Linked DNA regions of Mus musculus: region 1 is linked to region 2. The links are chromatin loops, found by intact Hi-C in ENCODE. Cell type or tissue: left cerebral cortex. All regions are shown on one strand. Each heading gives the region's core, and the rest is flanking DNA. Links, peaks and the distances in the headings are about the cores only.

Evidence for each region. Hi-C counts contacts between places; a loop is a spot of excess contacts. Peaks named below come from ENCODE experiments on the same cell type or tissue, not always from the same donor. Only the 100,000 strongest peaks of a DNase experiment are listed, where the experiment ranks them.
Region 1: a loop joins it to region 2, with 4 times the contacts of the local background. A loop is called at or near these places in 4 of 42 quality-filtered maps.

The regions. Positions count from the first base shown.
Region 1 is chr11:95,995,850-96,011,825 of GRCm38, reverse strand. It overlaps Igf2bp1 (insulin-like growth factor 2 mRNA binding protein 1), which reads left to right and starts at 5,882. Exons shown (of 15, transcript NM_009951.4): 1 at 5,882-6,367; 2 at 7,543-7,603. The coding sequence starts at 6,193. In left cerebral cortex, for the core only: no CTCF peak of the experiment used is centred there; DNase peaks (open chromatin) are centred at 6,138 and 7,232.
Region 2 is chr11:95,135,324-95,151,299 of GRCm38, reverse strand. Dlx4 (distal-less homeobox 4) reads left to right here and starts at 5,499. Exons shown (of 3, transcript NM_007867.4): 1 at 5,499-6,104; 2 at 9,321-9,511; 3 at 9,831-10,853. The coding sequence starts at 5,819. The coding sequence ends at 10,076. Dlx4os (distal-less homeobox 4, opposite strand) reads right to left here and starts at 6,247. Exons shown (of 3, transcript NR_040279.1): 1 at 6,026-6,247. It overlaps Gm38659 (a long non-coding RNA gene), which reads left to right and starts at 11,503. Exons shown (of 5, transcript XR_880160.2): 1 at 11,503-11,664; 2 at 12,378-12,752; 3 at 12,980-13,144; 4 at 14,142-14,240; 5 at 14,738-15,052. In left cerebral cortex, for the core only: no CTCF peak of the experiment used is centred there; DNase peaks (open chromatin) are centred at 5,939 and 8,006; H3K4me3 peaks cover 37 bases.

The sequences.
Region 1 (15,976 bases), core at 5,066-10,065, 860 kb before region 2:
AATCCTATCCCGGTGTGGTCAAACAAGCTCTGTAAAAAAGAAAACAAAACACTAAGGTCGGATCTCTTCAATTTATGAAACTTGTTTGTACATGGAAACAGAGTAAAGTGTTTTTCAGTGATTTTTTTTTCTCCCAGTGTGTTTGAGAGATGAAACACTAGTGAAAATGAGCTATATACTAATTTTTTTTAAAATTAAAAACTAAAACCTACCATCAACATTTCCCCCTAAGAACTTGAGGGGACATTTGAGGGAGTCCCTGGGGGTGCGGGGTGTGGGGGGTGTAGGGTGAAGTGGAGAATATTTACAAGTAACAGTAGGAAATCAATTAATCCTAACAAGAATAAAACCTGTAGAAAGCAAACAAAAAGAAGTTACTTTTTAGGTAGAAAAATATTGTCTTAAAAATGTAGAGAAGCTCAGCTTGAGTCAACTTTGTCTGGTTTGACATCCTAAAGCATCCTTTTGAACGAAGATGCTTTGAATACTTAGAAGCTAGTCGGCTTTCAGGAACCGAACTTTGCTTCCTTACTCCCTCCATGTTAAATAGTGTTAGGTGTGGATCCCCCTTCTCAGCGTTTGTTTTCCTTGGAGCAACAGCATTTGTCTCTCTTGTTTCCTACAGCAGAAACCAGGGGTCCACTTTGCCTTCTGTGCTCCAGGGCACCAAACTGCTCATTATTTTTGACCAAATGACTTTGGAGAAAACCAGAAAACCCAACAGCAGCACAAGTATGAAGAAAGGCTTAGAAGATTTCACCTCTATGAAAGAGGCTGAGCAGGGTTGTTTTATTAGCAAGATGGATGTGGAAACAAGTATCTTTAAGAAGTTACTAAAGTATTTCCTTGACTAATTCTGAATCAAAAATAAAATTTAAGGTTTTGTCACAGTAACTGACTCAGCAAAACAAATAATTGTTCTTAACCCTCCCCCCACCCCTCCTTGAGTCCTACATTTCCGATTGAAAAAAACATTCCTTTAAAAACTTTGAAACACTTTTGAGTTTATGATGCTTTGAATGAAGAAAGCGTTCTTTTCTGCTTATGACTCTCGTCTATTTCTTGAGATATCCTAAACACATAATTATCCTTATTTATTTGACAGGAGAAAATGCTGCCTGTCCTTTAAAACTAGGACTAATTTACATTTTCTTAAAGTTTACAGGCATTTAAAAAGAACCACACTTCAGACGGCAGGAAGGGAGAAAACATCTCAAGGCAGCAACAACAATAAAACAGGCAAACAACAACAAAAATAAACAACTCTCAAAATGCCCAGAAACTTTGAAGTCAAAGCTGTCAGGAAGTGTTTTGCTTTTGTTGTATCTCATAGCAACCATGATTATATCAAAATTAACTGTGATTTATTAGAAAACACAAAAATATTCTAATATATTTCCCTAACAGCTTTCTAGGTTTTTTTTTTTCTCTCTCTTTTTGTACATGTCCTCTCTTTTATAGAACATATCAACATTTTAAGATATAAATCACGGGTAAATGTTAGATTAAACTGCAATGTGTATATTGGAGATTCATCCAAAGCAGTTGATACAAAAGCAGAAAGAATTCTATGAACAAAAATATCTTTTGTGCATTATTTTTTCCCTCCTCCATTACTTATAAAAGTTTAAAAAAGTATTACTTATAAAAGTTTAAAAAAGTGGTATCTTATATGTAGAACAGCAATAAATATTTGTTCCATTAGCCTAAATAAAATACATGGTTACAAAAACTTTGAGGCAGCATAACAAACTGCCATGGTACAGCAGCTAGAAAAATAAAGACATAAAAAAAAAGTAGAAAATGATGACAGATTGAAAAAGGTTGGTAAGAAACACTTGAAAATAAGTTGAATTTTGTGTTTGTGCAAGGATAGAGTTTTTGAAATTTTTTGGGGGGGATTGCTTTTTGAATTTTCAACTTCATGAAAAGTGGCTTTACTCTTCCAATTTTTTTCCCTTTGCATGTTCAAAGTTAAGGAAAATGGACAGAAGTCTATCTTTAAAATGGAATCCACTTTCTGTGTAAGAGGAGAGCTGACCAAACACTTATTTAGGAAAGAAATGGAAGAGGAGACTAGAAGCAAGTAATATTAACAGTGAATATTACAGTGACTATAATAAATGTAATTAAGAGAAATTTTTCCTTCAGATTTTTTTTTTTTTTTTTTTTTTTTTTTTGAGACAGGGTTTCTCGGTGCAGTCCTGGCTGTCCTGGAGCTCACTCTGTAGACCAGGCTGGCCTTGAATTTAGAAATCCACCTGCCTCTGCCTCCCGAGTGCTGGGATTACAGGCAAGCGCCACCACTGCCCGGCCTCAGATGTCTTTTTACACATTCAGTTTTATTTTTACTTTTTTGTCCTCCATCTATCTATCTATCTATCTATCTATCTATCTATCTATCTATCTATCTATCTATCTATCTATCTATCTATCTTTGGATTTTAAACTCATACCCATTTACTGTGAAGATTTATCTTTCCTTAAAAAGAACAGTAGGGAACCCCCATGACTATCTTTAATATCAAAACCAAAGCAAAACATTTATAAATGCTTTGAAATGTCTTCTGTCTTCTCCTACACTGACCTAGGAATGTGAGTTGTAACAAGAAATAAGCCTTCTGGCAGGCTCATTTAGTGGTGGGCACATTCATAGCAGAATAAAGCATCAGGTTATACCATGTAGTTCCCCCAGCTCCAGTCTACAGAGTCATGTCACTGAGGCAAAACTCATGTGGAGGTTTCAAAACTGCACCTCACCCCAGCAGCCTCTATCTACTCTTGTGTCCTTAACAAACGTTTGCAGTTCCTGACTATCAACACAGAAGCCCTGTATTGGGGGAGGGGGGGAGGGAGGGGGAGGGTGGAGAGAGGATTAGAATTTAGTGAAACAGCTAACTCTAAAAAGAATCAGTGTGAATAGAAATAATTGGCACTTTGTTAATGAAATAATTTTAAAAGATTTAAAAAATAGACTGTGTAAGTATTCTGTTCTGAAATCTGTTTCCCTTACATTGCCATTTAAAAAAAAACTGATTACTTCCAGCTAACTTTAAATTATTTCTCAAATGGAAAGGGAGTCAACTTAAAAGTGAATTGAATTACATTGCTATTTGTAAGTTTTGCTTTTTTTTTTTGAGCTTTAGGATGGTAAAGGATGCACTATGTTTTGCAGTTTACAAGTCTGGGTAGGAGGTTTTTTTTTTTTTTTTTTGAGGGTTAAGCTGCTTTTGTTTTAGCAATAAAGAGAATACTGGTTAGGTTACCCAGGGGGATTATCTGATGTTTTTATCAACCCCTAAAGATTTAAAGTAAACGAAGCAAACAGCACCTAAAGTTTTTGGGAGCTGGGATGTTCTGCCAAGGTAGTTTCTTCCTTGCCCCCCAACATAAAAGATTTGGAGACAGTTACTATTTATGAAGACCCAAAGACTGTAACAGACAGCTTCTAAGACCATCTTTTAGCCCTAACAAAAATCCACACATCACTAAGAAAAGTCCCTCCCTACCGGACTTTTAATTTTCTTGAATTCCTTTTCTCTTAAGTTTGTTTTGCATTCAAAAATATTTTCTGTGAGTGTCTACTATGCGGCAGGCACTGTTTCCAGCTCATTGGCTTAGTTTGTTAAGAACTTCGCTGTGATCAAGAGCTGACAAAACACCAAGTTAGTGGGGGCTGGGGGAATGTCGGGGAGGGCGTGTGGGGACAGAGACACAGACATTTCACATCTTCCTGGACAGAAAACATTTTTTTTTTCCTATTAAGCAACTAATAGCTTGTAATACTTAGATTCCTGTTGCTTCATGGGAAGAAAAATGTCACAAAAACAAAAAACCCGACAAACACGTGGCTGGCTAGAACAAAACGCTGATTCGAGAGTGGGTTCTGAAGGTGGTGGAGGGAGACTCAAAAGCCGAGTTGGAAGCCCTCCCCCGCCCCATTTCTTCCCGGCTCTCCGGGAAAACGAGGAGGGGGACAAAGGTGCTGGGTGTTGTGTTTTAACTCCCGACTTTCCGAATGGTAGGGAATCATCCGGCAGATGGGCGGTGAGCCGAAGTCGGAACTGGCTTATAGACTCTGCAAACGAAAAAAATAACAATAAAAAAATCCAAGCCATTTATATCGGTGCAGTCAACACGTGTTACGGAGGCGGCCCGGGCCGCAGGCGACTGAGACAATGGGATCGGGACGGGGGAAGGGGAGAGTGACCCCCTTCCTCACCTGCCCTCTCAAACGCGTGCCCCGACAACCCTCCTCCCACTTGCAGACTCGAGCGGCTCAAGGACCATCCCTTTTTCTAGGGGTGTTGTCGCCGGCCCCTTCTCCGCGGTGGCCAGGCAGGGGGCTTCTCCAGGGTCTCCGTGCCTCGCTCTCCACCTCCCTCTGGCGTCGATCCAGCCTCAGCCGCTGGAACCTCGGGTGTCCCCCGCGTAGAGCCGGGGATCCCGGTACTGAGTGTGCAACGCGTCCCGCGCTCCGCTGCGCGTCCGGGACTCCCAGCGCGCGGCCCCCTCCCCCACCTCACAGACGGGGTGCGACCGCCCACGTGTCGCCCCTCGCCCAGTCCGGTCTTTCCCTCGGGCTCCCGGAGCCTGAGGATCCGGAACGCGTCGGTCCTAGCGGAGGGAAGGGACCTGGGCGGATCCACTTCCCCCTCCCCACGGGGAGGGGGGAGGGCCGCAGCCCCCTCCCCCGCTGCTCGCTTCCTCAAGCGCGGAGCGGAAATTACCCCCTCCCCGCCCCGGGCTGACCTGGGGACGTGGGCGGGGCCTCTGCACCCCCTCCCCCGGCGGCCTTCCAAAATCCAGCACCCCAAAACTAAGTTCTGAGACCCACAGCCTGCGCATGGACCATCGCTCAGTGCATCGCGGGTAGAGCGGACGCAGGCGGGCGACGCCACCTGTCCGCTCCTTGCGTGGGGAGGGCGAGGGGGACCTCGGAGCTCAACCCGGTCCCTCCCTTCTGAAGCCAACCCCTCCGGTTCGGGGTCGATCGGTGGTGCGACCACCCCTCGTCGTTTTTCCCCCACCCAGTTGATCTTCGAGGATGCTCTCGAGCCGGGTCGTGCAGGCTTTCCCCCAAGGATGCTGGAGTGTTGTCATCCAGCAGCTGGACTGGGTGCAAGCCAGCTTTTCTCCAGTGGGGATCCCGAAACATGATTTCCTGCGGGTCCCTCGTTTTCAGGCGCTGTCTCTCGTGTCCCGTGTCCGCAGCTTCCCGATCCCGCGCTCTCAGGGTCCCCTGAATCAGGACCCGGGAGGCCAGCGAAGTCTAGCGGTGTAGCGGGAAAGACAGTGACCCCCTACTTAGAAACGTAGAGGAAAGGCGTCTTTCCTTTTAAATAACCGGTTCCTGCGACCCCCTCCTGAAGACCCCAGAGTCCTCAGCTTCTCTTTGTCTGTCTCGGCAGTCCCCCGCCTGTCAGTCGCTAGCAGTTTGCCGGGGTGGGGTGGGCAGCCCAGTCTCCACAAAACGAATAAAAAAATTACCGTACATTTTATTCCTAAGAACTGGGGGGATTTGGGTCGCCACCGCCCTCCCCCCGCCACCCCCCCCCCCCGTGCAGGTCGCTGTGGGGGCGGGGCGCCGCTTTAGGGGCCAGGTTCTTGCAAAGGGGGAGGGGGATAGGAGAGCTGGGGGGGGAACTCTGCTTCCACTTTCCTGGTTTACCCGTGGGGTGCGCTGAGTGCCGCCCCCAAGATTGGAGACTGTTGGGTTGGTCCGGGTTGGAGGGCCAAGGGGCCCGGTGGCGTCGGGGGTCTTTCCCTGCAGGGTGGGTGGGGGCTGTCACCACGTGGCTTCGCCTTTTTTTTTTTTCCTGCTCCATTTTTTTTTTTTTTTCAAGTCGATTTTATTTAGAGGCGGCGCCAGGGCGGCCGCGGAGAAACGTGACACACCAGCCCGCTCGCAGGGGTTTCGGACCGAAGGGAAGGAGCCGCGCCGCGTCGTCGTCAGCCTCCCCTGCACTCGGCGGGCACTTCTCCCGGGCTCACCCAAACTCTCCCGTGACCCCCGCGTGCCCTCAGGCCGCCCACCCGCCCGGAGCTCCGGACAACTTCAGGGGTGGGGTGCGTAGAAAGTTTGCGGCTCCCGCCGCCCGTCTCCACGCCTCTCGGCCTAGGAGGCTCTCCGCCCGCGCCCGCCCGGCTCGGCCTTGCCTGGAACCGTGTCCTTGCCCCGCCACCGCCACCATGAACAAGCTTTACATCGGCAACCTCAACGAGAGTGTGACCCCCGCAGACTTGGAGAAAGTATTCGCGGAGCACAAGATCTCCTACAGCGGCCAGTTCTTGGTCAAATCCGGCTACGCCTTCGTGGATTGCCCCGACGAGCACTGGGCGATGAAGGCCATCGAAACTTTCTCGGGTAAGAGCGCGGCCACCTCCCCGGAAAACACACACACACACACACACACACACACACACACGAAATCCCGGAACAACGGGGACCTGCAGCTCCTCTTTTCCTTGCCGGCCAACTCTTCCCGGGTCCGGGAGGGCTCGGCCTCCGTCTTCGGTCCCCAGCCTCGCCCGGCCTCCCTCGACGCCTTCTCCCGGCGCGGAGATATTCGGGATTTCCTCACCCCTTCCCCCAGCCCGAGGCGCTCGTGGCGGCTCCCTACACCCCTCCCCACCGACGGGGCGGGAGCCCCGGTTGGCAACTGGTGGGGGTGGGGGTGGGGGTGTCTCACGAACACTGGGGTTCGGGTATAGGCGTGGTTTCCCCGATTCCCCCCCGCCCCTAGTCAGCCCCCCATGCGCTAGAGCACCCCCAAAGCCCCTGCCCTCCGTCCCGGGCCTTTCCAGGATGGGGGTTCGCGCACCTCAGCTCTTCCCGCTTTAACTAGGGACTAAGCCCTGAGGCAGGACGTGGGAGGAAGGGGCTCCCGCCTCCCGCCCAAGGCCTGGGGCTTGAGCCATTTTGATTTGAAAGTGGGGCGTGAGCCGGGTGGCGCGGCGGCGGTGGCGGTGGCGGCGGCGGGTCGCCATGCTGCTTCCCGAGACGCCGAGGCTGGGCCGAGAGGCGCGCGGCTACCGCGAGGGACCCTCCGCCCCGGGCCGCGCCGCCCCGGGGGCCCTCCGCTAGCCCTGTGGCCCCGACCCGGCCTGGTCGCCTAAGCCCTTCACCGTGGCTCTGCTGGAAAATAAAGTTTTAATTCTCTACTCCCGCCCCACTTCGCGAAACGATCCTGCTTTCGCCTGTCTCCTTCCTTCTACTTCTGGAGCCGCCGAAGCAAGCGCGCTCACACAAACGCTCACACCTTTCCCAAATCTGAGCAGGCTGCTCAATCAGCCCACGTGATTAATGGAAATAAAACGAAAAAAATTGAAGAAAAAAAAAAACCCAACGAAATTACGGGTTCTACCAAACCCGGAGCAACCTTTCCCCCCACAGGCCTCTGCAGCTGGTGCCTGGATTTCTAGGAGGCCCCAGGAACTCTAGAATTTAGCTAATGTCCCTTACTCACCCTTCCACCCCATCCCTCCCCCATTTCTTTACACTCATTCATCTCTTTTTTTTTTCTTTTTTTAAATCTTCAGGGAAAGTAGAACTGCAAGGAAAACGTCTAGAGATTGAACACTCAGTCCCCAAAAAACAAAGGTAGGAAAAGAGTTCCTTTTGGGAAACAGTAATATTTAGGGGTCCATAGCGTCTCCAGTGGAACAAACCCATTACTGGCCTTTCCACCCCCACCCCCAACTCCGGATGTTGGGGGCTGGGAGAGATTGGCTAGGATCGTGTAGTGGTTGTTTTATAGCTTTAGAAGAAATCCAACAACTTGGGATTGGGGTGGGCTAAAAGACATTACTTGAAAAATTAAAGAGAAAAAAAATCAATAGAGCAGGAACTCTGTGGAGTTAGTTCATAGTGTGGGACTGGGACCATTTTCTGTATGGGAGTTTAAATATGGAGAATTCAAACTAATGGTGGTGGTGATTTTTTTTTTTTTATAACTTTCTATCAGGCCTCCTTTTTCCTATGTTTCTCATCTTTTTTATAACACAATTTGTTAGTAGATTTGAGAGTGTTCTTTTTCTACTGGGGGTGATTAATGAGCAACGTACCCCATTCAGATCTCCTTATGCTGGCCTAATAATTTCTGTTATAGGCATGGATTTTGTTGCCCCCCTACACAGACCCTCATCCCCAGTCCCTCGCATCTTATAGTACCTCATCAACTGGATTTTCAATGAATGTGCTTTGGCCGTGCTATCCCTTTCCAACCCCCCCACCCCCACTCCTTCAGTCCATTGTTACAAGGGACCATCTGGGGTGAGCTTTGTGCTGAGGCTGTGAGCTGGGGCTCTTTGGAGGGTCTAGAACTCGGAGGATGAATGGGTGTGTGTGTGTGTGTGTGTGTGTGTGTGTGTGTGTGTGTGTGTCTCCTCTGGTGAGTTCTTTTTACTCCGTATTCTCTCTTTTCCGCCAAATGGGGTATCTCCACCTTTAAAATTTCAGGATGGATTTCCAGTCCCCTCGAATTCCGAAGTCTGCGGTTGAACTCTGGCAGTGGAGTGTTGAGGCAGGGTTTCTCACATCAGACTTTGTGAACGCGTTGTTGACAGTGCAGTTTTGTTTCCTGTCCTTAGTTGGGAGCAGCCCTCAGTCCAGTTTTGGTCTTCTCAGTCCCTCTTTTCAGCTGGGCACGTGCTGTATTTCTGAAGTTTTTTTGGCCCTTCCTAGGTGGGAATCTTGTGTGGGTGCTGTGCTTTGGGGGTGGGGTGGGGGGTTTGGGGGGTGGGGTGGGGGGTGGGGTGGGGACATATGTTTAAAGAATTGAGAAAGTTTAGCTGGAGATCATGTCTGTCATCTGTGGTTTGGCTTCAGAGTTTTAAGTCACTGAATTATTGTAGCTGAAGAGCATCACTATGGCTTGTGTCTAGGTTTATAGAGTATGTGGTTTGTTGTCAAATGCTTGAGGCTGTTGCTGTTAGAATTAACAGAGGCACTAAAATTGGAAGGAAAAAAAGCTTTATTTGAAAAAAATGGAGATGGGAATAATACAGTGGAGATCGTGAATACATGGACTCAGAGCTGTGTTGATGGGAGATCTAATAATTGGAATTCTGAAATGTGTGGTCACTTTTCCTTCCTGCTCTTGGGGATGATTTACATTTTAAAGCCAAGGAGGCAAAAGAGAAAGAAACAGCAAAGTGTGGTGAAGTGGAACTCAAAACATTTATATTTTAATTTTCATAGTGCCCTGTATTTGTGGGTCTCTCTCTTCAAGCCATCTGCTGCCTCTGAAGGCATTTCCACCCAGGCTTCTTGTCCCCACAAATGCCTTACTCGGGGCTCTTTTGAGTTGGAATGGAGAGGGGATTTGAGAGAACTAACTTCCTTCCTTCCTTCCTTCCTTCCTTCCTTCCTTCCTTCCTTCCTTCCATTTCCTCCTTTCACGTCCATAATAAATTAGATTTTTTTGTGGGCTCCCTTTTCTGAAATAATTTTTCTGAACGAAACATTGAATCAATTGTCTGTCCCCGACCCCTCCTGGGCAGTGGTGGCTAAGGAGAGACTATTTCTAGTCCGAACCAGTTTTTGGAGTACCAGGCTTTAGAAGAACTTTGTTTTCTTTTCGTCAGTTTGTGTTCCTTGGGGAAGCGTGTTGTGTTGTTTTCTAGTTTGTGCCTGAACTCACTCCTTCAGCTGTGCTTGGTACTGGCGTTTTCAGTCCCTTAGACATACAGAAGAGGACTTAGTCGGGGCTAACCTGAGCTAAATGAACTGTAGAGGGGTAGTTTTTTTCCCCCTGTATGTATTGTGTTTTCAGGGGCGTTTAAAATGAACTCCTGATACTTCGTGGCTAATGAGCTGTGATTTAAAAGGATTTCTGGATTTGTTTCCGTTTGAATGTACCTGATAGATGTGATTTGTACCTTTTGAAAACCCAAGAGACTGAACACCATATTTAAGCTGAAAACAGCAGGCAATTTGAATTTTTAATATGAGAGACCATACAGTTTACAATTACCTTCCCCTAGCACTCGTGACCAGTGTTGGGAATTTGGTTAGCAATTTCAGCCTTTGCTGAGAATTGTATTCACTGTCAAATGTTGGTAAAAAAAGGTGGTCCCAAAGCAGTTGAAGAAGGTCACGCAGCAGCAGCAGCAGCAGCAGCAGCAGCAGCAGCAGCAGCAGCAGCAGCAGCAGCAGCGTTTGTGTTTAGGTGAATTTCCTTCCCAGAGACTAAGGAGTAATGGAGGCAAGGAAGGAGGTGCCATCTTAGCCTTGCTTGATTTACTTTTCAAGGGAGTGAGACTTTTCTTACACCTACCTCCGTGTTTTTTTTTTTTTTTTAGGAGTGTGCCCTAAACCTTGTATATTTACTGTCAACTGGTGTCATAAAAAAAAATTGCTGTAAACAACATATGAAAAGATGTGTATTGCTTTTTTTTTTTTTTTTTTTTTTTTTACCCCTAGGCAATCCCAAGCTTGCTGGTTCCTTTAAGCAGGCTGACAATCGTTCTTTCCTAATGAAGTGGGTTAATACTTTCTCCTAAATTTCCATTGATTCAAATGAAAACTTGGTCTGTGTTCCAGGGGTGTAAACTCCAAAGAGAGTGTATTAAATCTGATTCCTATTTTGTACGTTTAATTTCTGGACTCAGCACCTTAGAAGCTGTGACTGGCTGTGTTCTTAGCATGGCAGGAAATACTTTCAGTGGATTTAAAAATGAGCTGTAGAAACGATGAGTAGTTGAGTCACTACGTCTTTTCAAAGCATGTTAAAACTACCTCCAGAAATAGGTTTGCGTTTAATCAAAAAGCAAACAGCAGTTTGGAGTTAGGGGCTGAAAATGAAAGGAGAAAGGTTGAGAGCTATGACCCAGCCCGGGCTTTTAAAGTCCTTATGCTTCCCGATTATGAATTAATACCCAAATCCAAAAGGACCTTAACTCAGATAAGACAAAACACCCACACACATAAATTACTCAAACTCAAGTTTGGTGGTGAACACTTTAAGTCCCAGCTCTTGGGAGGCAGAGGCAGGCTGTTCTGCGTGTGTTCGAGGCCAGCTAAGGCTACACACACAGACCCCCCATCTAGAAAACAAGTTTAAAATGGAAACAGTTCATAACTTTTTTAGTAAAAAGGATGTTAGCCTAGGTGTTTTTAAGTGGAGAAGTAGTTGTCTTAATTTTCTGTAGTGTTTGGAGAAAATATAAACACTGAAGTTCATTCCCCTCCACTTTAGATTCCGTTTAGAAATGAATTTTACGCATTTATGAATTTTCTTTACTGCTAGTTAAAACCCATAGTTTCTTCACCCAGTGGTTCATATGCGAAGACGAGACTTGCCTGCATGTGTAATTAAACTGTCTCTTGAAAGCACTGTGACTTTCTTAACCCAGGGTTTTCTGATCCAAACTAGGAAGATAAAATTTTACTGTGGCGATTTCTCAGATGGTGATTGTTCTAGTGAAGAAGGGAATATTTGTGGTTCCCATCGCTAAATCCAGAGTGACTCTGTTCAGTTGTGTGGTTTTGATGGCGTGGGCTTTGGTGTCTTACAGTGTGGGGTAAGATAAATAACAGCAATGGGAAGACTCCTGATTCAAAGTTTCTGGGTGTCTGCTCTTAAAATTACCCTGAAAGATCACGCGGGGGGCTGCCTTTAAGTAAGACTTAGGTGTCCTTCTGTTTTGTTTTTCTCTTTATATATAGCTTCTTTGTGCTTTAATGTGTAACAGCTAGTTGACAAAGGTAGTATTGACAGCTTGTAAAACCAAAACACTTTCCAGTTTTAAAAACCCTTATATTTGAGCAGAGCTTGGTGGTGTACACCTTTAATCCCAGCATTCTGGAGGCTGAGGCTGATCTGAGTTTCAGAACAGCTAGGGCTGTGTCTGAAAAAAAAATCACACATTTGGTTTGGTTATGTGAAAAGGAGACTAGCAAGTATTTGTTTTGAGACTGGGTCTCATTGTATATTCCAGGCTATCCTAGAACTCACAGTGTAGTTGAGGCTAGCCCCAATTTGATGGCAATCTTCAGGCCTTAGCCTCTGGAGGACTGCGATTACAGTGTGAGCCACTAGACTGGCTGGTTATTAAGTTTAGAGATTTCATGCTGAAGAAAGGTCTGTTGGTGCATACCTCCAACATGTGTGTCATATGGAAGGCCAGTGAGGAAGTGACACTTGCCCATCTATTAAAATTTAAATTGTCTTGTGGGTCCTCATTATCTTTTGGTTTTTCGAGATAGGGTTTCTCTGTATAGCCCTGGCTGTCCTGGAACTCACTTTGTAGATCAGGCTGGCCTCGGACTCAGAAATCCGCCTGCCTCTGCCTCCCAAGTGCTAGGATTAAATGTGTGCGCCACCACCGCCCGGCGGTCCTCATTTCTTAAAAAGATTCTAAAAGGGGGCTAGTTCTTGAAAAGTGCAACTTTCACTTGAGGAGGAGAGTATTAAGGAGGAAAGAGGCAGAGAAACTGAAAGGGATGAAAGGATTAGAGACTTGGGCCTTGGATTTCCCACCTTGCCTTTAAAGAGGAGCCGTTGGAGAAACCCTTCTGTTACAGGGTTGGGAGACAGATGCAGCCATCTTGAAGATAGAGGCTGGGCTCATTTTGCTCTCAAAAAGTTTTGGAGTTCCTCTTTTCAAAAAAAAAAAAAGTGGGGGTTATGTGGTCTGGGGGAGAGCTGTGCTCTGTGGGCTCTTCCTGGAGAACCCCACCTGACCTCCCCGCTGCTCCCAGCCCTCACCCCTGCACCCCATCTTTTCCTGAGCCTCACTTCCTTTTCCAGGGTCCTCAAGACCTTGGATCAGGACTCAGTTCCTGAACCTTTCCTATCTCCTGGACGGAGGGCTGTGCAGCCGTGGGACCCCATCCCTTTGCAGACCTTTGGAAAAAGGGGGAGAAGCTAGTACAGTGGTCCTTGGGGTCACCCCTACCCCGATGTTACCCTTACACCGACACCACTAGCTAGCTGATCTGGGACTAGAACCCCGATCATAAACTGTCAGTATCTGTCATCTTTACAAGCTGTGACATCTGATTGTCCTGAAGGCTGATTGAGACTATAACAAGGAGAAATAATGATGACAGGGTTCTTGTTTTTTTTTTTTCCATTGCTATTTTTTGCTTGTTTTTAAAGCCCCAGAAAATGAGTGGAATCCTTGAGTCTTTTAAAGATTTATTTATCTTTTTTTTTTTTTTTTTTTTTTTTTTTGGTTTTTTGAGACAGGGTTTCTCTGTATTGTCCTGGAACTCACTCTGTAGACCAGGCTGGCCTCGAACTCAGAAATCCGCCTGCCTTTGCCACCAGAGTGCTGGGATTAAAGGCACGCGCCATGCCCGGCTAAGATTTATTTATCTTATGTATGTGAGTACACTGTTGCTCTCTTCAGAAACAGCAGAAGAGGGCATAGGATCTCATTACAGATGGTTGTGAGCCACTATGTGGTTGCTGGGAATTGAACTGAGGATCTCTGAAAGAGCAATCAGTGCTCTTAACTGTTGAGCCATCTCCAGCCCATATTGTTTGTTTTTTTTTATAATGTATAAAGATAAACAGGTGTTGCTGTTGGCTCCTGGGAGGCACTGACTCAGGGTCTAGTTCTTTTGCTTCTATCTGGATACACTGTTAAACTTCTCCCCAAAACAGAAGCAAGGGTCTCTTAAGAAAAGAAAAAAAGTAAAAACAAAACAAAAACCCTAACCTGTACTTAAGGTACAGGCTTCTTTGGTTATTGATCGCTTGATTTGGCTAGAAATGATTAGATAAGATAAAACACGGGGTTGAAGGAACAGGTTACTAGCCGGAAGTGTTCAGTGCAGCCTGAATTCTGAATTCTAGAATTGAATGTTCCCTTGAGGATTTGACCAACAATGACCATGTACTTCATAGATGCGAATGCTACTAATTGCACAGCCAGCCTTGTAAGGCCTGTTTTTTTCCTCCCCCCCATGCCGTACAGTAAGTTGGGGATAAATGGGATAGGAACAAGCCTTCTCTCAAAATATAAGCCACTGAAATCAAATAAGTGCTGATGATGGATAAATCCTGAGGTTTTCCAAAGTAGGTCTGGACCTCATAATTTTAATGTAGTTGGAGAGAAATCTGATTGCACTGAGCAATCATCAGACATGAGTTGTGTTGTAAAAGTTAGGTACCAGGAGCAAAGCCGGCCAGCAGGCAACTGTTTCAGTAACTTGGGATGGCTAGAAAGGACTGATCGGGTTAATCAGTGTGTTCACGACCTAGGCAGGCAGTCTTATGCAACTGATACTTAAGGGGCTAGAAGGCACAGAAGAAACTAATGGGCAGGTTGGGGATTTTTGCTGGGTTTGGGGAGGGCCAAAAGGAAGTTTTTCTCTTTGCAGTGGCAAGCATCAAGTGTTTTCTTGATTTTCTCTGAATTGTTGTTGTTCTGTGTATTCTAGTTAGACTATTATTTCTTTAGCAAAAGTGAGAATTTTCGGGAGCTGGTGAGATGGCTCATTGGTTAAGAGCACTGGCTGCTCTTCCCAAGGTCCTGAGTTCAAATCCCAGCAACCATCCATAACGAGATCTGATGCCCTCTTCTGGTGTGTCTGAACACAGCTACCATGTACTTACATATAATAAATAATCTTAAACCAAAAAAAAAGGAAGAGAGAGAATTTTCCAAATGTTTCATTTAGAGTTAATTTCAGGAAATGGAAATGTTCAGTTGCAAAATCTGAGTGGGTAGTTAGACTGGAAAGGGTTGCTCTGTGCAGCTTTGGTTGTCCTTGAACACAGAGAGATCCACCTACGTGTGCCTCCTGAGTGCTGGGATTGAAGTTGTATGCCACCACCACCACCACCTGGCGCCAGAGTTTGAAATTCATTTACTTATTTTAAGACAGGGTCTCATTATACAGGTGCGGTGGCTTAAAGCTTTGCTTATTTTTTACTGTAAGTATGAATGATTACCCTGCATGTAAGTGTGTGCACCATGTGGGTGCCTGGCGTTCATGGAAGTCAGAAGAGGGTGTCAGATCTCCTGGAACTGGATGGCTGCAGACACCGTTTGGGGTGCTGGCAAGGAAACCCAAGTCCTGTGAAAGAGCAGGCAATGCTTTTATCCACAAAATAATCTCTCTAGCCCCCAGGAAAAAGTTGCATTCCTAATGGCTCACTACCATCTCTGTCCAATTTGGGGACACCAAATTGGCCTCCACAAGCTATGTGTATGTAGAAAGTACCTAGAAATAGTAGATTGTCCTTTGGCCTACACCAACATAGACACATACAGCAGGTTGAAAAGCCTTAAATAAGTCGGTCTTAAGCTGGGTGTGTCAGCACACACCTTTGATCCCCGAAGAGGCAGGTTGATCTCTTGAATTCATGGCCAGCCTGGTCTACATAGTTCCAGGTTAGACAGCCAGGGCTCTGTAAAAACATGCTACCTCTGCACCTTGTGCGTGGTGGTGCACGCCTTTAGTTCCAGCACTTGGGAGCCAGAGGCAGGCGGATTTCTGAGTTCGAGGCCAGCCTGGTCTACAGAGAGAGTTCCAGGACAGCCAGGGCTACACAGAGAAACCCTGTCCAACATGCTACCTCAAAAACAAAAAAGTCAATCTTATTAAAGGTTGTTATTGAGTCTTTTGGGTGGTAAAAAGGGCACGAGTCATGCAAAATCCCTTTTTTGTGTGTTTTGAGACCTCTATGTAGCCAAGGCTATCCTGGAGCTCCTGTAGCTAGACCATGCTGACCAAAGGTGAGGCATTATTCAAAATTCTTAAGGATCAGGAGGGAGGAAGGTTTCCAAGACTACAGTCTTGGTCCAGCCCAGATCCCCTGTGTACCTTTTGTAAATGGTGGAGGAAAGACCTTCCCGGGAGATCAGTGTGTGGCTGTGTGGCGCTCTGGGGATCTCTGACTGAGGTGTGGGAGAAGTGGTCTGTAGCAGCTAGTACTGTCACTAAAGCATTACTGCTCTGAGGTAGCCTTGGGCCTTGCTGCTGCTGCTTGACCTGGCAGGTCTTTCCCTTCTTTTC
Region 2 (15,976 bases), core at 5,478-10,477:
TCCCTAAAACAGTATTTTCCCATCCCCCCCCCACCAGACCTACAGAGGTGAGGCCAATAGTACCAAGGAGACTCTGAAGTCCAAACTGGGATCCTGGGATGGCCAACAGCCGACCTCCTTTTAAATAATGAAGAGAAAGAAGAAGAAGAAGAAGAAAAGCAAAGAGCGACAAGGAAACTGACCTTCACTGTCCAAGCAGAAGCAACAGCCCACACCCGTGTAAAGAGACCCTTCGCCTACCGGGGAACCTGGAAGGCAGAGGGAGACATGTGTTGGGTGTTTAAATGGTGGTGTAGTTGGTGCGTGTGACGTGTGTGTATAAGTTATGAGAGTGATCGCCTATAAGCGTGTGCCGGTCTGTAGGTTCTGCTAAATGTGCTGGGTGCCCCTGCACACACACTGGCTTTCTCATCCGTTGCCCGCTACAGGCATTTTTCTAACTCCAAGTCCCCTTCCAGTCTTCACCTCGCTGCCTGGCGAGGAAGAACGGAGTGCCAAGTCTGAATTTCTGTGCGATACAGGGATCTGAGGAAGGCTGCAGACCTAGCCAAGCCGCCTTCGGACCGGACCGGCAAATTCGTTGCAGGCGGGTTGGCCTTCAACAGGCTTGCAAAGTTTTGAAGGGCTCTGGTGTATGCTCCCCGCAGTTATCCTCTACCCGTCCGGCTCCCTGTGGGGGTCCTTGGTCTACTGGTGGGCGATATGGGACACTCCGCCAAGAAACCCTGCGTCACCCAGCTAGGTCTGGCCTCAGTCCCGGAGCTCCGCGAAGCTCAGCACAGAGTGGCTTCCTCCCAAAGCCCGGCGCCACGGTAACACTTTCTTCCAACACTCCCTGATTTTGAGTTTTCTTCTGGAGATGGTGCCCTGGTCAAAGAATTATTCAGAGCTAAGCTCTTAGCTTTGGCGTCTTTCGTGTACTTGTGTATTTAAAATGTCCGGGTCAATCTCTGGTAGACTTCTTGGATGTCAAACAAAGAAAACTGAGGCTGTGAGGGTGGCATGGGGTTGTAGCTAAGATCGTGTGGGAGATAGGGGAAGACTCTTGTGGGAGACCCACGCCAAGTGGTGCCCGGACTGGGTAGCGCTGACACCAAGACTGATCCACGGCCATCATCTTTAGGATTATTTGGAAAACAACACGCAGAAAGAGCTCTCCTCCGGGTGGAAAGTAGAAATGAGCTCAAGGGAAACCCCTGAGCCGGACGGCAGAGACCTTCAGCTCCACTCCAGCATCATCAGGGCTCACCAAATGCTCCATCAGAAAAAGCGAAGGAGACCCGGGACGCGGGGCTCTACCATAAAGAGGCGGGTTGAGAGGAGGTTGCTGCAAGATTGAATTTAGTTTCCCAAAACGTAATTACAAAGGACCCCTCCAAATAGAACTTTAAAGCTTGCGGCGAGCAAACAAACACAAAACCAAGATTTTATTTGGGAGCAGTGACCACAGAGGAGGAGAAAAGAGGCGCGTGTAATTCCAAAATGACCACCAAGCCCGCAGAAATCTGGTAGGGAGTGAGAATCTTTATTTCCCCGATCAGATCGGTTCAAGTGGGGAGTGGACTCGTACTTTCAGAACTCCACGCCTGACTCAGCACAAGCCACCCTTACACTTCACTGAGCCCCTTCAAATGTACGGCAGGAAGCCCTTGGCTGTCAACTGCCAGGAAAACTCGGCTGTTTTCCTGGGGAATTCTGCTACAGGAGGAGCAGAAAGCAGCCTCAAGCAAGGAATATATCTTATATAAACCCGCAAATTAGGAAAACCCAAGCGTGAGGCAAGCCTTTAATCCCAGCACTTGGAAGACAGAAGCAGGCAGATCTCTGAGATCTCTGTGGGTTCCAGGATAGCCTGGTCTACATAGTGAGCTCCAGGACAGCCAAGTGGTAGGTACCCAGTTTAGAAAAACAAACCAACAACAAACAAACAACAAACAAAACACAAGCGCCATACCGATGTGTCCTAAACCCACTGGGATTCCGTTGCTCCAACGCCCCAGCCTTCCTGCCACCCACACCTCTGCTAAGAGTAATTATAGAAAAGGGTTACTTTGCCCTCCCTCTCCCCTCTCAGTCCTCTCTTTCCCCCCCTCCCTCCCTTCCTTCCTCTCCTTCTTTTCTGTTTCATGTTCTTGGATTCTGGATTCTGTTTTCTGTTCTTAGATTCTTGCAAACCACCATACAGCAAACACCAGAGGGCTGGAATCGCAGTCCTGCTCCCTCCTCTCCCGGAGCATTCTGGTAGGAACTGGCTGATCAGGCCAGCTACACGGAGGCTGTGCTGGGGAGGGAACCCGGGATTTGCCTGTCTCTGTTCTCACCAAGCACTGCCTTCCCTGGCTCACAGCCACTGCTTCTACTTTTCCTGTGGTTGAGAGGCTGATGTTGTGTTGGGGTGGGGGATGCCTAAGAGGATGCCTAGGTGTGCCAGCAAGTGCTTGGGTTCCTCATACCTCATGCTGACGGTGCAGTGAGGCTGGTGATGTTGGAGGGAGACAAACGGTAACTACCGTTCACAGCAGGGTTCTTGTGAGGATGCGCCGGAGCGTATGAATTCTGCAGGGTTACCGCAGAAGGACAGGTCCAACTTTCTTTCAGGATGCTCCTGAGCACACAGGGAAGCTCAGAGGAGGCCTTCACCAGGGACCCTGCTTTGGATGTGATCCAAAGAGTCTACCAGGACACTCACCTCTGCCCTTCCTCCAGCAGGGGCCCAGCACTGAAAGGATTCTGGTTACCTGCCCCCCCCCCCCCCGGAAGTGTCTCCCATCATCCTCTCCATTCACGCTAGAAAGCAAATCTGCCCTCACAGCCAGCCCTGCCTCAAAGCACATCTTCTTGCTTTGAATCTTACAGCGTGAGAGAGAAGCCATCCCTGGAAACACCACAGCAGACTCCCTTCTAAAGAACAGCACAGCCAGGCTGTGGTGGCACGTGCGCCTTTCATCCCTGCACCCGGGAGGCAGAGATAGGTGGATCTCTGAGTTCAGTTCCAGGTCAGCCTGGTCTAGTTCCAGGGTAGCCAGGGCTAAACAGAGAGACCCTGTCTTGAAAGATTGAAAGAGCAGAACAGTGCTAGAGACAGAAAGACTTGGAAAGCAACATCTTCAGCTGCTCATCGCCCCAGCTCTAAGGAGGAAGGCATACTGAAACCCAGGGAAAGGTGGTCTCACATCAAAAGAACATTTCCCTACCAAACAAACTCACACCTTCCCCCAGCCAACCAGACAAAGAGGATCTCCTACAGAGCCCCCTAATCTGAGCTCCAGGATCACGGGGTAGAGACCTCTATGGCAGTGGCCAGCAGGTATTTTCCTGGAGAAATTAATTTCTGTGCAATTGGAGAGGGGGGTGTAAAAGCAAATTAGTTTTCTCCTGTCTGTGAGTTTCAACAGTCCTGATATACAGTGCCTAGAAATGTCTCTTTCTGTTTACTTATTTTTTTATGTGTATGGGTGTTCTGTCTGGGTACTATGCATCTGCCTGGTGATCAGAGAGGCCAGAAGAGGTTCTCAGATCTTCTGGAACTGGAATGGCATATGGTTGTGAACCTCCATGTGGGCGCTGGGAATTGAACAGGAAGAAGCAGTCAGTGTTCTTAACCATGGAGCTATCTCTCCAGCCCCAGACTTTGTCTATTTTAGAAGGCCTACATCTGCTCTGAGACCAGGGCCTTCATCCACTCCTTGCCATTTCTTCTAATAGCTGTCTGTCCTCTTTCATCTACCTAACACCCCAAGATTGCCACTTTTACTCTGAGCCCTGGTGTGTGTGTGTGCGCGCGCGCGTGTGTGCAAGCATAAAGATGGCATGTGTAACAGAGGGATCGAGTGTGTAGGTTTTCTAGGGAATCTGTGAGGACTTCTGGAATAGGAGATAACGCTGGGTAGTGATGGTGTTTGCCTTTGTCTTTAATCCCAGCGAGGGAGGCAGGAGGCAGGAGGCAGGAGGCAGGAGGCAGGAGGCAGGAGGCAGGAGGCAGGAGGCAGGAGGCAGGAGGCAGGAGGCAGGAGGCAGGAGGCAGGAGGCAGGAGGCAGGAGGCAGGAGGCAGGAGGCAGGAGGCAGGAGGCAGATCTCTGAGTTCCAGGCCAGCCTGGTCTACAGAATGAGTTCTGGACAGCCAGCACTACACAGAGAAATCCTGTCTTAGAAAATCAAACCAAACCAAAAGAATTGTCTCTCTCATTTTGCAAAGCAGCTTAGATGTGTGGGAAAGGGTAGCCCACACATGAGCATATATGTTCACGTTTGGACAGCCTTATTTCTGAGAAGGAAAATTAGTGATTTGACTTGTAATATACAAGCATATGTGCCAGGTAAGCACAATGTGTTTTAAATAAAAATATTACATTTATTTATGTTTGGGTTATGCGTATGTGTGAAGATCCATGCATAACAGAGCCCACATATGGAGCTCAAGAGACTAGCTCTTGGGAGTTTGTTTTTTCTTCCATTATATGGTCCTGGGGACTCCAACTCAGATGGTCAGGCTTGGTGGCAACCTAATTGCTCTTCATCTCTTGTCTGCTGAGCCATCTCATCCACCTCAATCCTGTGCTTTTATTCAAAGAGTTGCCCATGGTTGGGGATGCAGCTGTATATACACCACACCTTAAAGTCTGTGTTTGCCGGTCCATAAATGAGCCTCTTTTCGTAGAGGGATATTGGTATGTAACAATATATGTTGGATGAAGACTCTATGTATTTTTGTGCACGTGGCAACAGATGCTTGCATACATGGTGTTCATTAAGGCCTCCTGTCCTGCTAAGAGACAGGTCCCGAACACAGTCTGGAAGTACAATGGAGTTAGCCATATTTTCTGTGCCCTCCCAGGAGCCATCAAACTAGATTCATCCCCACTCCCAGATTTTGCCCCAGTTCCTGGGAGGCTACATTTTGCAGAGTGCCAGAAAAGGCGGGGCTCGGTACAGGCGAATCCCAGACAGCAGATTCCCTCCAGCAGCCTCAAGGGCCTGCAGGAGCTGTGGTGTCGCAACTAAACCGGGGCCCCTGCCGGAAGCGGAAGCTTGCATTGGGGGTGGTGAGGCGCAGTGGCGGCGGTCGCGGCGTGCCAGGCTCTGGGCGCTCGGCGGGGGCGTGCGCGCCACGCGCGTGCGGGGCAGGCTGGGCGCCAGGCGGCACCCTCCAGGCCCCAGCGTCTGTTTACCAACAAACTGCCATCGCTCTGCAGCTACGCATTCCGACGCGCTGAATAAGCGGCCGGCGCTGGCTAGCTGCTTTTTCCACTCCCTCGCAGAGCCCTGGCAGCGTGGGGCCATGCAGACCCGCGCGACGCGCACACAGGTTCTGAGTCTCCAAAGCGTCTCTAGTTACCGCGCAGCTTCCCTCGTCCCCTAGCCATCCCAGGCCCAATTTCCTAGCACCTTGAACATCGTTACTGAGACTTCCTGACTCTACCGATTCCCCAGGAACTCGGAGTTGATGCAGGGATGTGGGGTCCGGAGCTCGCATCCCTCCCGTTTCCCGGTGCACGCTAACACGAGGGGTGGGGGGCGGGCTCAGCTTGAGGTCACCAAGGAATAGCCAATCCGGGGTGTCTAAGTGGGCGGGGGACCCCTGGGGTCCCGGGAACCGAACCCAGAGGAAAAGATGGGGAAGGGTAAAACCACGGGGTACCCCAAAAAACCCTTTCCCGGGTGCGAGTTCTCTGCCGGAAGAGGCTCAGAGAGACATTTTTCCAGGCATCTGAAGTGTAAGAGTGGCTTGCTGGAGCTGGAGACTTTGAAAGGAGCTGGCAGAAAGAGTAGACAGCGTGCGGGCCATGACCTAGGCCCTGTGGCCCGGCACCGGCCGCAATGACCTCTTTACCCTGTCCCCTTCCTGACCGTGGTGCCTCCAACGTTGTCTTCCCGGACCTCGCCCCCGCCCTGTCGGTAGTGGCTGCTTACCCGCTCGGACTATCCCCGGGAACCGCAGCTTCTCCCGATTTGTCCTACTCCCAGTCCTACGGCCACCCCCGGTCCTATTCCCACCCTGGGCCGGCAACCCCAGGAGACTCCTACCTGCCCCGCCAGCAACAATTGGTGGCGCCATCTCAGCCCTTTCACAGGCCGGCTGAACACCCGCAGGAGCTCGAAGCAGGTAAGTGTGACCGCGGCGGCTCTCCTCACCTCTGGGGTCTGGGTTGTCTTTGCATAAATTTCGCGTTCTTCTGCTTGCGCGCAACTAGAGGGATTCAAACGCTTCTCTCTCCGATACCCAGGAATCTGCGGTAGGGGGAGGGCGAAGGATGGGGGAGGAGCGGAGGCAAGTTGATCTAGGTCTCCTTTTTAAATTCGACCTGGTTTCGATTTGCAGTTTTGAAAAGCCAGGCGGGAGGGCTCCCTACCCCACCCCCTGGAGCAGTGGAGCTGTGTGAGTACCTGTGTAACGGAAATTTGCCCTAATCCAGATGGAGAGGTGGAGATCTAACCCCTTCCCTGTGATTCTCCTCATCCTTCACTCCGTTCCGACATCATCCCTTTTGAGTTCTGGTCTCAGAAACCAGTATATAAATCAAACACTACTAAACAGAAATCAGTTTCCAGTTGGAGATAGGTAGACAACTAGGCTGGGTTCCTTCTCCTTTCCTGGGCCCCACCCCCTTTTCCTGGAGGTGCCTATACCCTGCAGGATCTGGGTATAAGACCCCCACCAACTGTTGCTCAAATAATAAACTTACAGGCTGGTCTACCAGTCTCCAGCTCTTTCCCTGGCCTCCTCTGCCTTGTGCCTAAGACATCTTTACCATCTCCACCTTTAACTTTGGGATACATTAGACCCAGCTTCGGTTGCCTGCAGCAAATCTGAGCTCCACTGGAAGGCTTCGGTGAAGACAGGGGAGCAGCTGGCCTTCCTAGCTCCGACCTATGCACAGCCCAACTGACAGACCCTGGCTGGCAGTACGAGGATGCTCTCCATAGACCCACTGACTCCTTGAACATCAAAATGGTCCAATTGTTCTTGGCATAGTCCTCGAAGATGCGCAAGTCTGTGATGTGACTTCACATAATCAGCCCCAAACCAAGATGTTTCTCTCCTTTTCCCTGGTCATTCTGGCATAAATTCATGACACATACACCCCCAACCAAAACCACATTAGAATAGAGGCTCACATTCCTTGTTCTATGGTTGGAGAAACTGAGATAGAAGGAATGCATATAGATAGATCCAGGACACAACTTTTTTTTCCAGGCTCCTGGACCAGGGCAAGTTCACTTTCCTCAATGGACGGAGCCAGGAAAGGGGACTTTAGGAACTTCTCAGGACCCCAGAAAGTTAACAGCTTTCTGGAGCAGAGTGGGGGTGGGCCTGCTAGGTTGCTGGGTCTCCTTGGAGGAGGGACAGTCCGTCTGAGTGGCAGAGTTTTGCATACAGATCTACAAAGGAACCGCTTGGACTCTTCTTTTTAGATATACTAATATACACTGGGGAAGTAAAGGCAAGGGGGGTCCTGAGTTTGAGGACAAGTCGGGCAACCTGCTATCCGTCCTGTGTGTGCACATGAGGACAGACAGTGTGCATTTTGGGACTGGAGAGGAAGAACCTGTCCTTATTGGGAGACCTGTCTGGCAATAAGGTGGACCTGTCTTCCATATGCCTTCCCTAGCTTGGTCCAAGAACAATGGACTGAAGAATTCTTTCTATTACGTACTTTACCCGGATACAACGAAAAAATAAAATAAAATAAAACAAAACAGAGACTCCATGTTCACAAACAGATTCTTTAAAAAAAAAATATACCGTAGCATTTCGCTATTGAAATTATGCGGGCCGCCGCCCATTCTTGAATGAATGATTGGAGTACGAGAGAGGGCTTGGGGTGTCCTACGCCCATACTACGGGTGCACCTCCGTCCCAGGGAGGCATTTGGCTCAGAAAGAGCCTCAGCAACACCCCTTTGGGGCTGCGGGTGTGGCTGCCGCGCCTCCACGGAGGCCCTGGGGACCCGTTATCGCGACCGACCGGGGTAGATCCAGTTGTGACTTGCCAAAACTAGTGTGGAAAAAGGCAGCTGTTCCGGAAGGCACCTGGAAGGTGATCTGCTCTGCGAGTTCAGCAGTCCAGGCTGTCTTCCTTCGCGCTCTGCTCGCTATTACCCGAACTGCGCGGTCCAGGCAGCCAAGAAGGCATGGGTTGTCGCTTGGCTGCCGGCCCCGGGTGAGCAGTAGAAGTCGGAGTAGGAGAGACAAGACAGGCGCGGGCGGGAGCGCGGGCGGGAGCGGGAGCGGGAGCGGAAACCCAATGGTTTTTCTGGGAATTGGCTGAGGTTGGAATCCAGGGGACAGGATTTGAGGACCACAGCCCCCAAGGCCACCGGTGAGGGATGTGGGGGAGGTGAAGGCAGTGGTGACTGCGGCCCACGAGCAGAGACCCTAACATCTGTTGGGTGAACCCAGCTAAGAATGGATGGGGAGCTGAAGGACAGAAGCTGCTACTGCTGCCAGGATACAGGCAGGGACATCTCACCCGCTCTATTCTGGGGTCCTCATAGTAGACCTGCACGGAAAGAGGCAGCTGTCACCCCAACATTTTGTCATCCCGGGCAGGCATTTTGCCTCTTCCCATTTCTCATCCCCTTGCACAGTCTCAGTATCCCATAAAGTGGTCCAGGTCGGGGCCCCGGTTTCAAGAATGGAAACCCATGCCCTCAATCTTGACGCCAACCTGAAGCCGCTTCCTATAATAGTGGGAGTTGGGGGCCTGTGGGGGACACCAGACCTTTTGCTACAGCCTACAGCCCAGCGATGACAATATAACAACCCGTATTGCTGGCGGAACATTAAGCTTTCCGGACCTGAATCACTTTCCTTCTGAAGCAACCGCGCTGGGGCCCGCAGGAAATACATCTTGTTTCTAGATCCCTGAAACTTTGAGTATTACTCTTAGGTTTCTTGAGTCTTTGATACACTGCTCTGCTCATCTCCAGACCTTAGCTCAGCTCTCCACGAGTCTTTTGCCCTGTTCTATTCTAAGCAGGTCCACCAACCAACATACCAGCACCCTGCCACCCTGCAGGAGCCTGGGCACCCTTACCCTGGCCCTTGGCGATTTGTGTTCTTAGGTCCTATAGTGGTAGCTTCAGCAGGACAAGAACTCAAGAGCTGAAGCTTGTATTGACTGTTGCTGGTGTTGAAATGGCAGGGATAGGCAAGGCTTGTTCCACTGCACACACACACCGAGACTCAGGTTGATAGTGAAGGCTGCTGTTGTTTTTGCTGATTGCCCATGGTGTGGGATGCGATGAGCTTATTAAGAAATGCCCGACTCACCTGGTCCCTTTGCATGCTTACAGCTTAGTGTTCTTCTGCCTCCCAGAATCAGAGAAGCTGGCACTGTCTCTGGTGCCCTCCCAGCAGCAGTCCCTGACCAGGAAGCTGCGCAAGCCCAGAACCATCTACTCTAGCCTGCAGCTCCAACACCTGAACCAGCGTTTCCAGCACACCCAATACCTGGCCCTGCCCGAGAGAGCTCAGCTGGCAGCACAACTCGGACTCACCCAAACCCAGGTAGGGCCAGTCCTGTCCCTGCTCAAGGCAAAACTTCCCATTCTCTGCCCTCTGAGAACCCACAAAGGAGTCCCACAATTTTGCTGACACGGCTCTTGGATAAGCAGTGCCCATAGCTGGTCCACAGCATGAGTTGGGGGGTACATGTTAGAGGAGAATGAGACTCAAGAAGAGGAGTGTGCCCAGACAGGAAGCTGAGACTGGGGGATTCCAGAACTGAAGAGCTGGAGCAAAGGTTCCCAGGACTCACTCTCTGTGGCCAGGTCCCTTCCCACACCTTTCATAGACACTCCTAATCCGTCCTCTTTTCCTCTCAAAGGTAAAGATCTGGTTTCAGAACAAACGCTCCAAATATAAGAAGCTCCTGAAACAGAGCTCTGGGGAGCCGGAAGAGGACTTCTCTGGGAGACCCCCCTCCCTGTCTCCCCACTCTCCAGCCCTACCATTCATCTGGGGTCTACCCAAGGCAGACACCCTGCCTTCCAGTGGCTATGACAACAGCCACTTTGGTGCCTGGTATCAGCATCGCTCCCCAGATGTGCTGGCACTGCCTCAGATGATGTGAGTCTGGAGGGAGGCTGGTCAGACTTCAGCCCTCCTGTCAAGCCCAGGACCCGAGCACCTGCTCCCCTTCTGGGAGGAGAGGAAACCAGCTCCAGATGGATTTTCTCAGAAGACAAGACACCGAAGGAGAAAAAGGGAAAGAATGGTGTGGAAGCCTGGCTCTCCAAAGCAGAGAGTTAGATCAGGGGCTTTGGACGGCCACAATCTTGCCACTCCCTCTCCTTCAAATGACTGCAGCCCCAAGCACAGCCCTAGGATCCAAACCAGGAAGAAAACAAATATTATTCCTGGCCTGCACCATGGGGGCCCAGACAGCCCTTCCAGGAACAAAACCAGAAGTGGACACAGGGTCTGTGTTGTTGGCCACCATAGAGTCTCCGACTTTCATTTACTAATTACTGGTGGTGGCCCAGTGGTAGAGTGAGTGTTTAACATGTAAAAGGCCCCAGCTCCAAAGCAAAACTTGTGGACCTGTGGGCAGCTTGTGCTTCTCCGCTTTAAACGGCTCTCTAGCGCCATATCTACCCATTTTGAATTGATAGCCATGGGCTTAATCGTCCATATAATTCAACAGTATGTATTAAGAGCCTAGGCCCACGACTCTCCATCCTTAACACCTAACAAGTTCACCTGCACACATTGTTGGAAGCCCAGAAGGAGAAATGGGACAAACAGATTACCAGGATCAGTGCAGGCATAGCTCCTCGCTGTTGCCTCGATCAAAGAAACTGCTCTCAAATCACAAGCTATTAAAATGTATATATGTATTAAAAAAGAATCAGAGTCCTGAGTATATTAGCTAGCCATGTTCGTCTCCTGTATTTATCCCTTCTGGAGCTAGCTGCTCCGCTCATCTTTTCTTCCTCATCTGATATATCCTCCCCTTCACCAGAAGTCATAGACACCACTTTTTAAATTAATGATTTATTTATTTCATTTTATATGCATTGATGTTTTGCCTGCATGGATGTCTGTATGAGAATATTGGGACCCCCCTGAAACTGGAGTTACAGACAGTAGTGAGCTGCCATGTGGGTGCTGGAAATCGAACCTGGATCCTCTGGAAGAGCAGCCAGTGTTCTTAACCACTGAGCCATCTCTCCAGCCCAACATTAGATTCTCGGTATGCCTCTGCTGCCAGCTAGCTCTGGGGTTCTGGCTCAGGAACATTGTAACAGCCTGTGGCTTCATCTGAAATGGGAAGATGCTCCTACACGGAATGGCTCATTCAGAATGGTCTTCCTCAGCAGACCCCTCTGGGGGCCAGTTGTAGAGGGAGCCGGGGCACTTCACAGCCACGGTATTCTACCAGGAGAAGACTGAGCTAGGGCAGTCCTTCTGGAAGAAGTGACCTGCTGGAGGTGGAATGGCTTTAGCCTACAGAAAGGGGTAAGGGGGAGGAGAATACTAGAAGGAACTGGAACTCTCCATCTAATAGGCATCTTTGGATCTCCTGCTGGGTAGCTCCTAGCAACATGGCCAGGACAGGTGCTTTAGGCTAACATGTGGCCGAACAGAGGACTGGAGGCAGTGTGGCAAGAAGCAAAGGAAAAGCAGGACAGAGGCCGTTTGGGCACTGTCCAGAGGCTGTAAGTCCAGTGTGGGCTGGGGGAGGAGGGTGGTCAGCTTCCAGAGCATCAGGACTGCAGCATCAGGATTCATCCTGGACCGCAGCTCACACCACACATACAGCATGGGGGTGGGGGAGGACAGGGTCAGCATTCAGGGTTCAGGGAATTCAGCCCAGAGTGGCCCCAGGGGCTGGGGAGGGGCCTCCAGTTCCAGGCAAAAGGCTTCAAAGGCTAGCTTGCTCTCACTGCCTGAACCTGTTCCCAATCACATTAAACTGAGGGCACCAAGTCTTTGGTTGAAAAGCCCAGTAGGGCACTTCCAGCCAACCCCGAGCCAGAAAAGAAGCTTAGTTTGGGGTCATAGGGAGGACAGAGGGGTACTGCATTCAGTGGAAGGATCTCACCTAGGGATGTCTGTACACATTCCTTCTTTGTCCCACTACTGGGTCAGTGGTCACACCCAGTCCCCGAGAGACTCACAGAAGATGGCCCCGTGGGCAGCAAATGGCAGGTCATAGGGCAGTGTGGAGTGAACCTACCCACTGTGGAGACCCTCCCATCCCCTTTCTCCCTTTCAACCTCCCCCCTCCCCCTGCCCCACCGCCCTTGGACCCTGGCTCCACTGCTCTAGGGGTGGCTGGCCCCAGATGTCTCCTCTAGGTCTTCTTTGAGGCCAAGGGCCTCGGGGTGCTGTTCCCTGCCATGCAGGCTACACACTCCTCTTTCCACAGAGCAAGATAAGATCTACCGCCCCATCTCGGAAAGCCTCCAAAGGCAGATTAATTGGACAGCCCAACACGAGTCGCATCGTTAAAACAACAGCCTGGGTTGTAAAGTTAAGTAGCAGAAGCCGTAATTGCTCTTTCAGCCAGGGACCAGCTGAGCCTGCGGCACCCCTTCCCTTACCCCCATGTGCCCTTCCCATGTGACACTCTTTTCCACTTGGGAGCTGATCCAGTTGCCTTGGACTTCTAGGTGCTGATGGACTCGGAGGAATCCCAACAAGAAAGATGCCTCATCTCCATCTCTCTAGATACCATGGTTACTGAATCCTGTGCTCCACTGGCAACACTGTGTCTGACAGTAAAGCAAAGGGAAGAGGGAAGGTAGACTTTGGTCAAAAAAGTGTCCCAGCAGTGGATACTTGCTTACTTTATGTTAGCCCTGGCTGTCCTGGAAAGCACTCTGCAGACTGGGCTGGCCTGGAACTCAGATCTGCCTGTCTTTGTCTCCCAAGCACTGGGATTAAAGGGCTGTGTGCTGTTGCGGCTGTAGCCGCTGCCTCCAGGCTTGCCAGGTTTCTTAAGCTGTGTTTTATTTCTTCTCCCTTCAGACAGGAACGATAACAGGATTTGCTTCGCTGTACAGTTGTGATGATGAACTGATAAAATGCCTGTAACAGCCTTGACATGGTGCCTGGGACACAGTAGGCGCTTTATAAATGACATTCGCATCTGCCACTGGGGCAGTCAGTCGAAGGGGTCAGCTTGCTTTCAAGGTGAGATTCTGTAGTGTCTATTCACCTCTCACCTAAGCAAATAAACCTGCCTCCCCAGGATAGGGAGGAAGGATGGGGCTGGAGATATATCCCAGCATATCCCGGACAACACTGTTAGAGAGCAGGACTCAGGCAAGGTCCCCTGCTCAAAGTGGACAGCGGCTTTGCCCTTCTAACATCGTCTGAGGCTACAGAACAGGGGTAGAGTGTCCAGGGCACACTCTGTCACATCCATGGTCTCAGCCACAGGAAAATGGCCTCTTTCTGCATAGCTCACCACCCCCCATCACTCCTCTGTACTATTTTAAGGTATGCCCCCCATTCTCTCCCCCAGACCAAATGAGATTCAATTAATTCAATTAAAGCAATTTGGAAGCAGCTCCTGAAGGCTTTGGATGTGAGATAATTACCAGTAATTTGCTTCTGTGAAGAGGAAAAGGTTACACGGGGTCTAGCGTGGGGAAGGAGGCAGCCCCCTCCTCACCAAATGCACCCAGATCTAGAAAGGATTCCACACAGCAATCTTAGCTGCCCTCCCATTGGCCAAATTGCTTGCAGGTGGGAAGAAGGAGAATGTGGTCCGTGGGAGGGGGGGTGGGAAGACCCTGGAGTGACAGGCTGCCCCTCCCCCCTTCCCCGAATCTACTGTGCCTCTATGAGATGGGGGGTGGGGAGCCACTCCTCCAGGACACTCCAGGGCTTCGCAGCTCTAGCAGCTGATTACTCAGACCAGGCCTCACTAGAGCTCGGATGCCTGGGCTTGCCTCTGGGATTGGCTCCAGAGGCGATGGAATGTTATCCAGGTAGCTAAGGCCTGTGTAGACGGAGCTTTGGAGATCAAGGACTTTCCTAGAATTTATAGAGGATATGGGTCAATGGGGCAGGATCCACTGGAGGTGGACAGTGACTGCCTGTTCCCGAGTCTCTTGAGATGCCCTCTGTGTCCCCCTCCCCCAGTCTCTCCTCACTACACTCCAGCACATTCTGCTTCTGCTAGGAGTCTGATCAAAGTTCCTTTCATCGACCTGGTGGCAATCTGCTGTCTGTCTGGCCCCAGGGCCATTGAAGCTTCTGCCTTCCCCAAAGCATGTTACAGGTAGGTATCCCTGTCCCCACCCCAGATTACCTCAGATACCCCTTTCCTTGCCAGACCTTAGGTAGTCTAGAAACTGAGGAGGGCAGGGCTGGGCAGGAAGAGGGAAGAAGCTTAGTGCCCCATTCCTTGGGATCCCCTGTTTCAGGTCATCATGATTTAACAATTAAAATGCAGAAGAAAAGGCACTGATTAGGGGCACATGCCTACCTGTCATCCCAGTTGAGGCAGAGCTGGGTTTGAGGCCAACCTGGTCTATGCAGTGAGTTTTAGAACAGAGCAGCAAAGGCTACAGCCTCTGGATCCTGTCTTTAAAAAAAACAAAAACAAAAACATAAAGGAGGGAGGGAGGGAGAGAGAGAGAGAGAGAGAGAGAGAGAGAGAGAGAGAGAGCCACTAGTCCGGAACTGTCTGTCACTATCATCTACCTTTGCTTCTCTCAGAGGGGTCTCTCAGCTCTTTTTCTCTCCCCACTGTGCCTCACCTTCCCCCTGCTGTAGGCCTGTTGGAGGTGGAGCCCAGGAAGAATTCCCTCAGTGTGTCCTCCATGGCTGCTGCCTCTTCCCAGTGGACAAGCTCCCAGAGTGAAGCCAGTGTCATCGCAGGCCTCCTCGTGTCACCCCATGCCTCTTCTTCTCATGTCCCAGCTGGCCAGATCCACAAATGAAAGAATACAGCGACCCTGTCATCCCAGAGTGCGTGCTGACAGGCGGGCCCAAGGATCCTGGCACAGGAGTAACACAAATATTAGAAGGTAGAGACAAGAGGACCAATAGTGTAAGGTTATCCTTAGCTACACTGCAAGTTCAAAGCCAGCCTGGGCTACATGGGACTTGGTCAAGGAAGGGAAGTGGGGGGGGGGGGGGACACTAGAAAACAGGATGGGTGTGACCATATATGCTTTTAATTCCAGCATTCTGGAATCCTAGGCCAGCCAGGTCTCAAAAATAAATTAAATAATAAGTAAATAAAAACTTAAAAAGAAGTCTGCAGTTTCTCTCTCTCTGTCTCTTTCTCTCTCTGTGCATGTGTGAAGGAACATAGGCCTTTTTTATTTCTCCCTTCTGGCTTCTCTCTTACCCCATCCCTTTTCTTGGCTAATGTTTTCTCCCCTATCTCCCTAGGTGCTGCTGTGGGGGAGGGGGAGGGGGTTGGGTGGCCTCTCAGAAATCCGATGAATTGATGATTTCATTTTCTTTGCTTGCTTCTTTCCCCTGAGCTCTGGCTAGAACTCCCATCCCCAGCTCCTCCCTACACTCCATGACTCCCAGACGTGTCCCTAGCATCCAGCGCTGCCTGAGTCTTAGGCTAGCTACAGATTGGGTGGGGGCGGGGGGGGGGCGGGCGAGCTTCTTCTGGACTTCTCCATGCATCCTTCTGCTCCCCTGCCCAAGCCTTCTACCACTGACTCCCAGCCTGAGGGGGGTGGGGGTGGGGTCCCAGGCTGGCAAAGAAGGCTATGGGTTTGGAGCCCTGTGTTTGGTAGTGATTGCTGGGTGAACTGAGCAAGTTATATAGTCTCTGAGACTCGCATGATTTCCTCTTGGCTAGGGACTGGTGCTGTGGCTACCACTTCCCCTCAAGGCTAAAGTTTTCTGAGGCAGAAGACCTCAGAGTCTCCCATTAGCCTGACAGCTCTCTCCAGGAACACCACTCTGCTTCCATGAATCAGACTAGATGCAGTCTACAGCTTTGGGCAACCCTGGAGTTGGCTGGCACTGAGCCACTGAGCCAGGTTT